Linked DNA regions of Mus musculus: region 1 is linked to region 2. A link is a loop called in an ENCODE intact Hi-C map of the cell type or tissue named here. Cell type or tissue: heart. All regions are shown on one strand. Each heading gives the region's core, and the rest is flanking DNA. Links, peaks and the distances in the headings are about the cores only.

What was found. A loop is a pair of places that touch in the nucleus more often than their neighbours do. Peaks named below come from ENCODE experiments on the same cell type or tissue, not always from the same donor. Only the 100,000 strongest peaks of a DNase experiment are listed, where the experiment ranks them.
Region 1: a loop joins it to region 2, with 9 times the contacts of the local background. A loop is called at or near these places in 7 of 42 quality-filtered maps.

What each region holds. Positions count from the first base shown.
Region 1 is chr11:76,453,539-76,456,038 of GRCm38, reverse strand. It overlaps Abr (active BCR-related gene), which reads left to right. Exons shown (of 23, transcript NM_198895.2): 13 at 326-430; 14 at 1,449-1,523. Among named protein-coding and RNA genes, the nearest start is that of Timm22, 48 kb to the right of the region's middle. In heart, for the core only: no CTCF peak of the experiment used is centred there; a DNase peak (open chromatin) is centred at 1,388.
Region 2 is chr11:76,248,970-76,256,723 of GRCm38, reverse strand. Mrm3 (mitochondrial rRNA methyltransferase 3) reads right to left here. Exons shown (of 4, transcript NM_183263.5): 4 at 6,102-6,829. The coding sequence ends at 6,300. Among named protein-coding and RNA genes, the nearest start is that of Mrm3, 9.1 kb to the right of the region's middle. In heart, for the core only: a CTCF peak has its summit at 3,397 (motif pointing left); DNase peaks (open chromatin) are centred at 2,653 and 3,383.

The sequences.
Region 1 (2,500 bases), core at 1-2,500, 200 kb before region 2:
GGGAGGTGGCACTCTTGGGGTGTTACTCTCTGTTGAGGTCCAATTAAGCCACACAGTGAATTCATGACAGGCTATCTATGGTCCTAGGTTGGGTGTCCTTCCACTCCTTACTTCCCACTCACACACATGAGCCTCTTTGCATATATCTCTTACCTCTGACGACACCCACAGCTGTGCTCATGTGAATACCTGCAGGACTTACCCTTCGCCCAAAGAACCGACTCCAACACTAGACACTAAGCTGATTTCCTGAAGCGTCTGCAAGGATACCAGTAGGTTCTCGAACCTATAATGAAGCTCCCTCTGCTCTCGGCTTCCCCCACAGATCTCCAGGCCTTTGTCCTGAGCTCTGTGGAGCTCCAGGTGCTCACGGGATCCTGTTTCAAGCTTAGGACTGTGCACAACATTCCTGTCACCAGCAATAAAGATGGTAAGATTTGGAACTCCAGGCTGCCCAGCCAGCAGGTCCAGGTTCCCAGAGCATTCCCAGGGGTCTTCTACAGAGACCAAAGAGGCTAGGCATAGCTGCTGGTGGCTGATCTCACTGCCCAATGTGGCTGAAACTGTCCTCTTGCCAGATATACAGAGATTGTAAATGGGACATACTCTCTCCAGGGCTCAGGTTCCTTGGCCCCTATCCAGTTTGAGTAAAAAGTCTGCATTCTGGAGATGATGCTGGAACTCACCCGACCAGAACAGAAGAAGGCTGCAGGATAGGGCAAGGGCTTACCAGGGAAAGATGAGACATTAGGTAGACTAGAGAGGGATATGAGAAATCAGGCCAGCCAGGGGTTTCAGGAAAGAGATTTGGTAGGCTTTAAATGCTAAGCAAGGGAGTTTGGCAGTGGTGCCGTGATCCCAGGGGCCTAGAGAAGGCTTCTGAGCTGGAGAGCTGAGGTGAGGCTAGAGACTGGCCAGAATCAGCTCCCCTGGTATGGAATGGCATCTGCTCTGGGACCTCCTAATCTTCCTTTCTCTGCCTTCTCGATAGTGCTGGGATTACAGCATGTGCCACCATTCAGGCCATGAAAGGACTTTCGAAAGCCAGATTTCTTCAGGCTCGCCTGGGGACCTTTGTGTCCCATACAAGGCTTCCCTCAGAGCCTTGCCTTTCCTATTAGAACAAAGTGATTCAAATTAGTCTGTTTTCATTTTGAAGGATTAGGCAGAGGAGGGCAGCCTTGGAGTAAGCCGTGATCAGAGAGAGGAAGATACTGAATGCCCAGCCTAAGACATTTGTTCTATCTCCCAGTCTGAGCAGAAAGGATACCTTCTTACCTAGAGCTGCACACACTGTGGGAAAACAGTGAGCAATGGACTTGTGTCCCACTGGCCAGCAGGTGGTGCTGTGGACCACAGACCCCTGTCTGCGCTCTAGCTCCTGCCAGCCCAGGGTGGAAGAGCTGGTGAGTCTCCAACACCTCTAGCCTCCTCTTGCTCTCTTGCAGATGATGAGTCTCCAGGACTGTACGGCTTCCTTCATGTCATCGTCCACTCTGCCAAGGGCTTTAAACAGTCAGCCAGTAAGTGCCTCCTCGGGAAGAAGTTGTGTGACCACTGTCCATCTTTCATAGCAAGTCCCTGAGGTTCCACTATGCAGGACCCTCTTTCCTCAACTGCTCAGCTCTGATCTCCCCATGCTGGGGTCCTGCCAACAGGCCTGAGTTGTGAGACTTGCCTTCGAAAGCTAGAAGCCAGCTCCTCTCGGCAGGGAAGTCGCCTTCGCCATTTGTCTCCTCCAAGCCTTTCCTTTAGATCCACAGACGCCGAAACTCAAACTCAGATCTTGTGATCACTCTGTGATGCTGGGCAAGCTTTCTAACCTTTCTGAAGCTCAGCTTCCTTCTCTATAGAAAGCAGTCATGGGCCTGGAGTTCCGTTCCCAACACCCACATGGTGGGTCACAACCATCTATCTCCAGATCCAGCGCTCGCTTCTGGTCTCCACAAGCACTGGGTGCACACGTGGGGCACAGATACACATGCATGCAAAACACTCATACACATGAAATAAGTCTAAGACATCTCTCTCTTTTTTAAAAAAAAAATTCTGTTTGAGACAAAATTGAGTCTCTCAATGTAGCCCTGGTTGTCCTAGAATTTCCTTTGTAGACCAGGCTGGCTTCAAACTCACAGAGATCTGCTTACCTCTGCTCTGAGTGATGGAATTAAAGGAATACACTAGCATGCCTCAAAAAAAAAAAAAAAAATTCTGACAATCACATTTGTTTTTATTGACCTAAAAGTGGGCTTAAATATTATTGTATGCAACACATGGAGTACTGGGAGGATTCTCATTCCTTGCGCATACTGGGAAAGCACTTTACCACTGAGCAATACTCCATTTCAGTTAAATTTTTTTTTTTAAAGACAAAAAAGACACACTATGTGGCTCTTGCTGGCCTTGAACTCTCTATGTAGATCAAGCTGTTTGATCCCAAACTTACAGAGATCTACTTGCCTCTGCTTCCCAAGTGCTGGGATTAAAGGTGTATACCACC
Region 2 (7,754 bases), core at 2,118-4,617:
ATGGTGTCCCTTTTGGCAGCTAGTTACCTTTGGGGGGTTGTGGGGAGGAGAAAGAGAAGCCAATTGGAAGGTGCAGGATTGGATCTATGTCGTATCTCAGTGGCCTGTCCTGGGCTGATTCTCCGGTCAGCAGAATGCAACACCAGAACTCCCCTTTTAGAGAGGATGTGTGGCTTAGTCAGGACTGGGGACAGCCTAGTTCTGTGCAGCTGCTACAGTTGGAGAACGAGCTACAGAAGGACCTTTCCTGCAAACCAGTGAACAGTCCCTAAAGGTTACTGCAGCAGACCAAGTGGGTGGTGTGCTAGCTCCCACCAAGCAGCTCCAAGATACCTTCCGACTCTCCTTGCTAATTGGAAACAGGCTAAGACACCAGCTGTGGCAGCCACAGGCTTCCTCCAGCAGCATGGGGAACGCCATGCCCTGCAGGTCGACATGGGAAGGGAGCTATAAAAATGCCACTGTAGAATTCCCAGGTTTGTGTTCAAAATGACCTCCAGACCCCATTCCCACAATAGAGATGCATTTCTTTAAATTTCTCGAGACCAAGTCTTACTCTGCAGCCTAGGCTAGCCTAGAAAGCCACTGTGTAGCTGGCCTCAAATCCCTGCTCTGCTCCTAAGTGTTGGGACTAGAGGCATAAGCTACAGTGCCCAGCAAGATAAGATTTTTTCACCCAGCCTTCACACAAAAGATCAAAGGATAGTCTGGAATCCTACACTAGGGAGGGAGGAAGGAGGGTCATAAGTTCAAAGGCAGCCTAGGCTTCATAGCAACACAGTCTCAAAATATCAAAAGTAATAAATCCATACAAGGAAAAGGACATCTGTTAGGCTAATGATGGAAAAGGGCAGATGGCACCAGCTTCCTCTCTGAGTCAGGTGGTTTCTGCTCTGTCCTGCCCACCATGTGTTCTTGAAACCAGTGGCCTTCACTTATTCCAGCATACGGAGCCAGCACTGCTTTTTTGGCAAGCTTCAAGTGGTAATTTCCAGCCAGACTTTGTTTTATCCTGTTGCCTAATTAAAGACACAAAAAAGCTGTTCCCCCTCCTGCTCCCATGCTCATGGTGGCAAACTGAATCCAGCAAGGAGAGGACTGTGGCTTGGGAACAGGTCTGTGGGACTTGCAATGGTCTTCTTAAAGGGAGCAAGGAGAAAACACGGGCAAGTGAGGACACGTGTGTCAAAATGCTGCACAGAGTCGACACATAGGGAGTGGCCTGGGCTAGCATCCAGTGCCACATGCTGAGGTGCTCACATTCTGTACACAGAGACATTTCTTCTGTCAGCCTGGGCAGACCTGTGCCTGCCTTGTAGCACCACAACACCAATGAGGTACAAAAGCCAGGGTGGCAGTACCCAGGGGCTGCAGAGGTTCAAGAGCACCCTTCTCCCTTCCCACTGTCTTGTGCAGCCAGTCCTGAGCCCACCAAGATCTTACAAAGTTTCTCCCACAATGGTTATACTAAAGGGGTTACCTCATCTATATCCCTTATTGACAATGCCTCCAAGCAGGCTGCTTAGGGGACTTTCTAGGGGACCACCGTTCACTGTGATTATATTATTCTTTCTTTCTTTATGTATGTGAGTACACTGTCACTCTCTTCAGACACACCAGAAGAGGACATGGGATCCCATTACAGATGGTTGTAAACTACTATGTGGTTTCTGGGAATTGAACTGGAAGAACAGTTAGTGCTCTCAACCGCTGGGCCATCTCTCCAGCCCATGACTTCATTATTAAGGCAAGGGCCTGTGAGCATACGTGGTAAACCTTCCAGGAACAAAGGCTGTATATGGACTTATATAGTAGTTCTGCTTTGTGCTGGGAACTCTGCTGCAGGGGAATCAGAACATAGGGTGTTCTCCACATACTTTACGGAGGAAAGATGAAGGTCTTCGTTTCATTCCTGTTGCTGTGATAAAACACTGTGACCAAACAGCTTACTGGAAAGTTTCTTTTACAATTCAGTTCCAGGGTCCATCAGAGCCAGAAGTCACTCCTACAACACAGGATCCTATGCCGCCACCCACAGTGGGCAGCTCTTCACACCTTAACAAAGTAATCAAGATCATTCATTCCTCACAGACTGCCCCAGAGGCCAACTTACCTAGGCAGTCCTTTGTTGAGATTCCTTTCCCAGGTGATCCTAGAGGGCGTGAAGCTGACAATTAAAACTAACCACTGCTACGTGGGTCACGCCTGTAGTGTTCTGGGCTGCTTCCCAGGCCGGGACTGTATTAGGCCAAGTGCATGTAACTCCTCAAGAACAGCTGAGATTTCCTTTTAAAGTTACAACTCTGAAAAGCCATCATACTGCCCTGAGTAGGCTTCAGTGGCCTCAGGGCTGGACTTTGGATGCTCAGACCTCAAATAGCAATCGTAAGGACTAGAGCTAAGAATATAGTCTTCACCAGCTACTCTGGGGTGTGCCTCGCCCTCATCCCCATGAGCGGCAAGGAGGGCGAGTAACCCTGCTGCAGCTCTTGCTTCCTCCTCCCACCTTTTGTTCCCACTCATGAAGCAGCAGCACTGGTGATGGGGCACCCCAAGTCTGAGGTTTCCTGAGTAGATGACACAGCTGGGAATCGCTATACAGAGGGGAGAAGTGCAGGGCCAATCCCAGAACACTGGGCCACTGAGCACTGAGCGGGCGTGCCTCCTGGGACTCCAGTGAGACTGGGCTGGCAGCTGTAGCCCCAGCTGCTCAGATGAGACTCTGCTCTGTTTAGAAACAGTTCATCAGTTAATTTGGCTCCTAGTTTATTTTGTTTGTGTATTCACTCCCTCCTGGAGTGAAAGGGAAAAGACTGTTGTAGTTAAAAGCAACATACTTCTTGAAAGTAAAACAAGATGAGCCCAAATGGCAAGAACGTCACTGAGCGGCTGGGGAGGCAGCTGGGTGGAGGTAGGAGCCCCAGGGCCTAAAGTACAACCCATGGTCAGAGAATCCTGGCAGGCTGGGCTGCTGGGACTTTGTGTGGCCCTGATGCACTTCAGCACGGGTGACAGTCATCAGAAGTTGCTGTGAGCCCTTGGAGCAAGATGTCAAGTAGTATTTTGCCCCATGTGTCTAAGTGACCAGGATTCTCACCACTTAGCAACTGGCTGAGGTAAAGGACCAAACGCACTGGGCAAGGCTATGCATGTAAGCTTCCTGTGACAGGAACACATGGGACATCTCCCAGAGGCTAGACATAGAAACTGTGTTAATGTCTATATTCTCTTGAATTTCAGATTCTGATCTCCACTGAGCTGAGATATAATCCAAGTTTGCAGTACTCTTTGGCAGGGGGAGCTAGGACTCCATTTGAACAACTTAAGCCCAGGGCAAGTCCCAACTCTCTAGCCTGTGTAACCATTTCTGAGGTGAGGCCTGCCACCTTGTGGCCAAAGCTACTACTACAGGGGGCCTCCCTGCAAAGCCAAGCAGGAGCCTAGGCCAGTTTTTCAGTTTCCCTTCCAGTTTCCATAACTCTGACTGCTCCATTTTATTCCTGTTTCCTGGGGAAATGGTGACATTCATTGTTCTCAAAGGTGAAAATTCATGATAGCGATTTTCCAACTTCTTTTATGAATACATTGTTGAGGGCATCAGATCTCATTACAGATGGTTGTGAGCCACCATGTGGTTGCTGGAAATTGAACTCAGGACCTATGGAAGAGCAAGCTGCCAGTGCTCTTATCTCTCCAGCCCGTGATTTTTTTCATGTTTGCTCAGCAAGAACATAGCCACAAGCACTCCCCTGTAGTCAGTCACTTAAAAGGACAATGTGTGTACCCCAGCCCCCAGGCTAAGTTCTAACACTGGCCAGAAAGCATTTGACAAATACACTTCTTATCCGTCTTGCACCTAGGATAGCAGAATGGCCTCAAGTTGCACACAATGCAGGAGACTAAGTACAGGAGAGTGGCTGGCAGAGGTGTGCTTGCTTGCTTCCTTTTGGTGCCTTCTGTTTCTTTAGCACTCTCTGAGGTGTTGAAGGGGAGACTAAATGCCAGCAGGCTCAGCAGAGTGGTGTGAATTCTTCCCTGCTGCCTTTAAAACCCAGCCTGCTGTGATAGTCATTACAGTCCCCCTCAGCTCACATTGTGTTCCAGCCTTTGTGGGCCACAGTAAAAAAACTTTGGGCTCAGCACATGCCTTTAATCCCAGTAGAAGCAGGCAGAGCTCTGTGAGTTCTAAGACAGCCTGGACTACATAGAGAAAGAAACCCCATCTCTGTCTGTCGCAGACTCTCACACACATATCCCTCCGCCCTCGGAGAAAAGGCTTTGGCCTTTCCTGGTTTTTAAAAGCTGACTAGAGACTGAGAATCTCAGGAACCCATGGACTACCCACCCACATCAAACGTTTGTGCAGTACCCTGGGAGGGCAGGCAGTGTTCTTCCTGGGAGGACACAGCCAACAAAACCAAACACTACCAGTAATCTCTCCTAAAGCACCCCAAAGCCCTGGCATCTGCCACCTGGTACATGGGCAGCTTGCCCAGTTGATTCTCCCAAGAGTTTTACTAGAGCTGAAGGAATGGAAAGGGAAGGGTTGGCTCTATGGTTTCTGTTGTACGTGCAGCAACTTGTTCAGCCTTCCTAGAATAAGCAGCAAAGGAGTCCGACAGGAACCTAGTCATTGGAGCTGCTGGGCTTGAAGATGTAGCACAAATACTTGCTTGGAACCTCAACTCTAAACCAATTGTTTGTGGTTGCAGAAGTAGTGTTTAGAACGGATTCCAAACTCCAGCACCCCCACTCCTTCCCATGGTTACTCAGCAGGTGCAACTACCTGCTTTGGTCTTCTCTGACCTCACTGTATTTTGGGGTTTAAGGATCCAGCCTATCCCTGGGGATCTGAGAGCTCAGTGCTGAGGCAGTATGATTAGAGCCTCCGCACCCTGACCTTGTAAGGTCCTCGGCTCACAACACCCAGTGATGCTTCCTGATCTAAAAATGAAATGTACATTTTTTTATTTTTAATTACATGTATATGAATGTGTCTGTTTATGCACATCTGAGTATACATATCTGAGGCCAGAAGGAGCAGATCACTTGGAGATGAAATTAAAGGTAGCCACCCAACATGATCCACCAAACATGAGCCCTGGGAATTCAACTGGGATCTCTGAAATATCAGTTAGATGCTGGGCCATTTCGGCAGCCCCTTAGATCATTGCTGTGTGTGGAGGTCAGAGAAAGACTCTGTGGAGTTGGTTTTCTCCTTTATATGGATTCCAGGGATTGAACTCAGGTCACCAGGCTTGGACAGCAAGTGCTTTTACTCCCTGGGTCATCTTGCTGTTCCCCTAAATCACAGCATTTAATCAAGTGCCACTAAAACCATGACTAGCAGCAAGGAGCTGGTAAGCAAGCTGGCACTTCCAGCAGCAGGTTATGCTGCAAAGTGGACTCAGGGTCTCACCTCTTTTCATACAGAATCCTCAAAAAGATGCCTGTAGAGCTAGGCATGGTGGTGCACACCTTGGTCCTACACTCTGGAAGCAGAGGCTGGTGGGTCTCTATGCTCAAGGCCACCCTGGTCTATATAATAAGTTCTAGACTTTCCAGGGCTATAGGTCTCAGAACAAACAAATGAATACCTTTGCAGAGGAGCTGTGCAAAGAAGGCATGACACCACCTGATGAACTGCTTCAGTTGGTTCACCACAAAGGCAGAAAATCCACATCAGCTGCCTGTGGGACAGAAGGCCTGGATATGCCAGCCCAGAGATGGCTGCAGAGAAATCCGAAAAACAGCTGGCTGCTGGTTACCATGCCCTGTAGCCCTCAGCTTCTCAGAAAATACTAAGGCACTGGGAATTTGGCTCCTTTAGCAGAGTACCTATGTAGTACACACTAGAAAAAAGTTACAATCTCAAAACTAGTGGAGATAGGAGATTATAGGGAGAATTTTGATGGGGCTGGAGAGTTGGCTCAGTGGTTAAGAGCACCTGCTGCTCTTCCAGAGAACAGTTTCGGTACCTAACACTCACAAGGTGGTTCATGACCATAAGTCCAGTTCCAGGGGATATGACACCTCTACTGACCTCTGCCAGGTACCAGGCATACTTGTGGTATAGTATACACACCTGCAAACACTCATATGGGTAAAATGAAAAAGAATTTTGACCTTTGTTGTTTAATAAGGAACAGCAGACACTAATAGAAACTCTTTTTTTTTAAGTACCACACAATGGTGGCAGTGCCTACCCCCTGGCTCCTGTGTTGTCACCTTGGCCAGCCTCCTAGCAGAGGAGGGGCTGGAGGTGCCCTTCCCCTCCCACTGAGGATTCCTGTGCTCCTTCAGTGGTAACTCCTGTCCCTGCTCAAGTCTTCCACCTTTATCCTCAGCTGCCTTTTCCCTTCAAAGAGCAGGATGCTCGCAGCCATGGCTGAGTTCAGACTGTCCACACCAGGTACAACGGGGATCAGCAGTCTCTTGCCACCGGTACTCTCGGCCAGTTGCAGGGATTCCAGGCTCACTCCATGCGTCTCCCCACCTATCACCACAGCTGCTGGTGCTCCTGTCCAGTCCAAATCATAACTCTGGACCTCAAGTTTGGGCAGCCAGTCCTTTCTGGTTTTAGTGTCTAGGTCCTCTTCATACTTGTGAAACTTTAAGAATCGGCGATCACATGCCCAGTCACGGTCACCGGTTTTATCAGACATCTGAACCTGGGCATAGTGACCACAGTTGTCTGCCACATAGACTCGAGTGTCAGGAGGCAAGTGATTGGGCACTGTTTCCCATTCCACATTGTTCACAATGGGTACCTGGAAATGTGCCCCCATGCCTGCCCGGAGCACTTTAGGCTCCCAGGCATCCACACAGCCTAAAAAACAAAGGATACAAATTGAGACTTAACCAATCTTCCTAGACTACAAAGGTAACGCTGAAGTAAGTCCCTTTAATCCTAACCAAGAGATAAACCAACAGTTTTTCCATTACAGTTTTCGCCATTGCTGGGACCAAGAGCCTCCCATCTGATGACACTGACCAGCAAAGGGTCTAGAAGACCGATTGCTGCTAGTGCTGAAATAGATGTTGTTCATCGCACCCATACACAGGTGCCAGGCATTGCAAGGAATATAATGGAGATTAAAATGCCACCATGGACCTGCAGGGATGCAGGGCATCAACTGTGGCACTGGAAGATCACTGAATCAGATGACCACAGTATCAACAGTAACTGATGTCAAAGAAGCATGAGCAGGGAAACACTAAAATCTACGAGACTGTGACACTGAACTGGCTGCTAGGGGACACGGGGATTGTGCTGGAGAGAGGTCCAGGCAGAGCACAAAGGCAGAGTGAGCGAGCACGCCTGCTGCTGGACAGGGAGGGTGGGATAGGAGGCCAGAGGTAGGCAATGGCCAACATAACAAAGTTGGTAGTCCTGTCCCTGCCAAGGCCCTCCCTCATGCTGCAGTGAGAAGGCTAGAGGAACCTACTTGGACATAGTCACATCTAGACCTGAGGGCTCCTGTGCACTGGCTGCCCAGTAGATACTGACCTGCCATATGACTACTCCCACCACAGGCAAGTAGGAGGAAGGCATTTCCCCATTGAGTGTCACAGGGCTGCCTTATGACAGGTCATTTTAAAAGTTAACTCGGCAAGCTTAGGATAGTATCTGTCAGACCACAGAGAATATACTCATGCCCAGACATTCCCACCTATGGGCTTTCCTAAGCACTGCAGGGAACCAGAGATGGGAGCTGGACTATAGGCCAAGTGAGAGCCCCTTCTGCCGCACC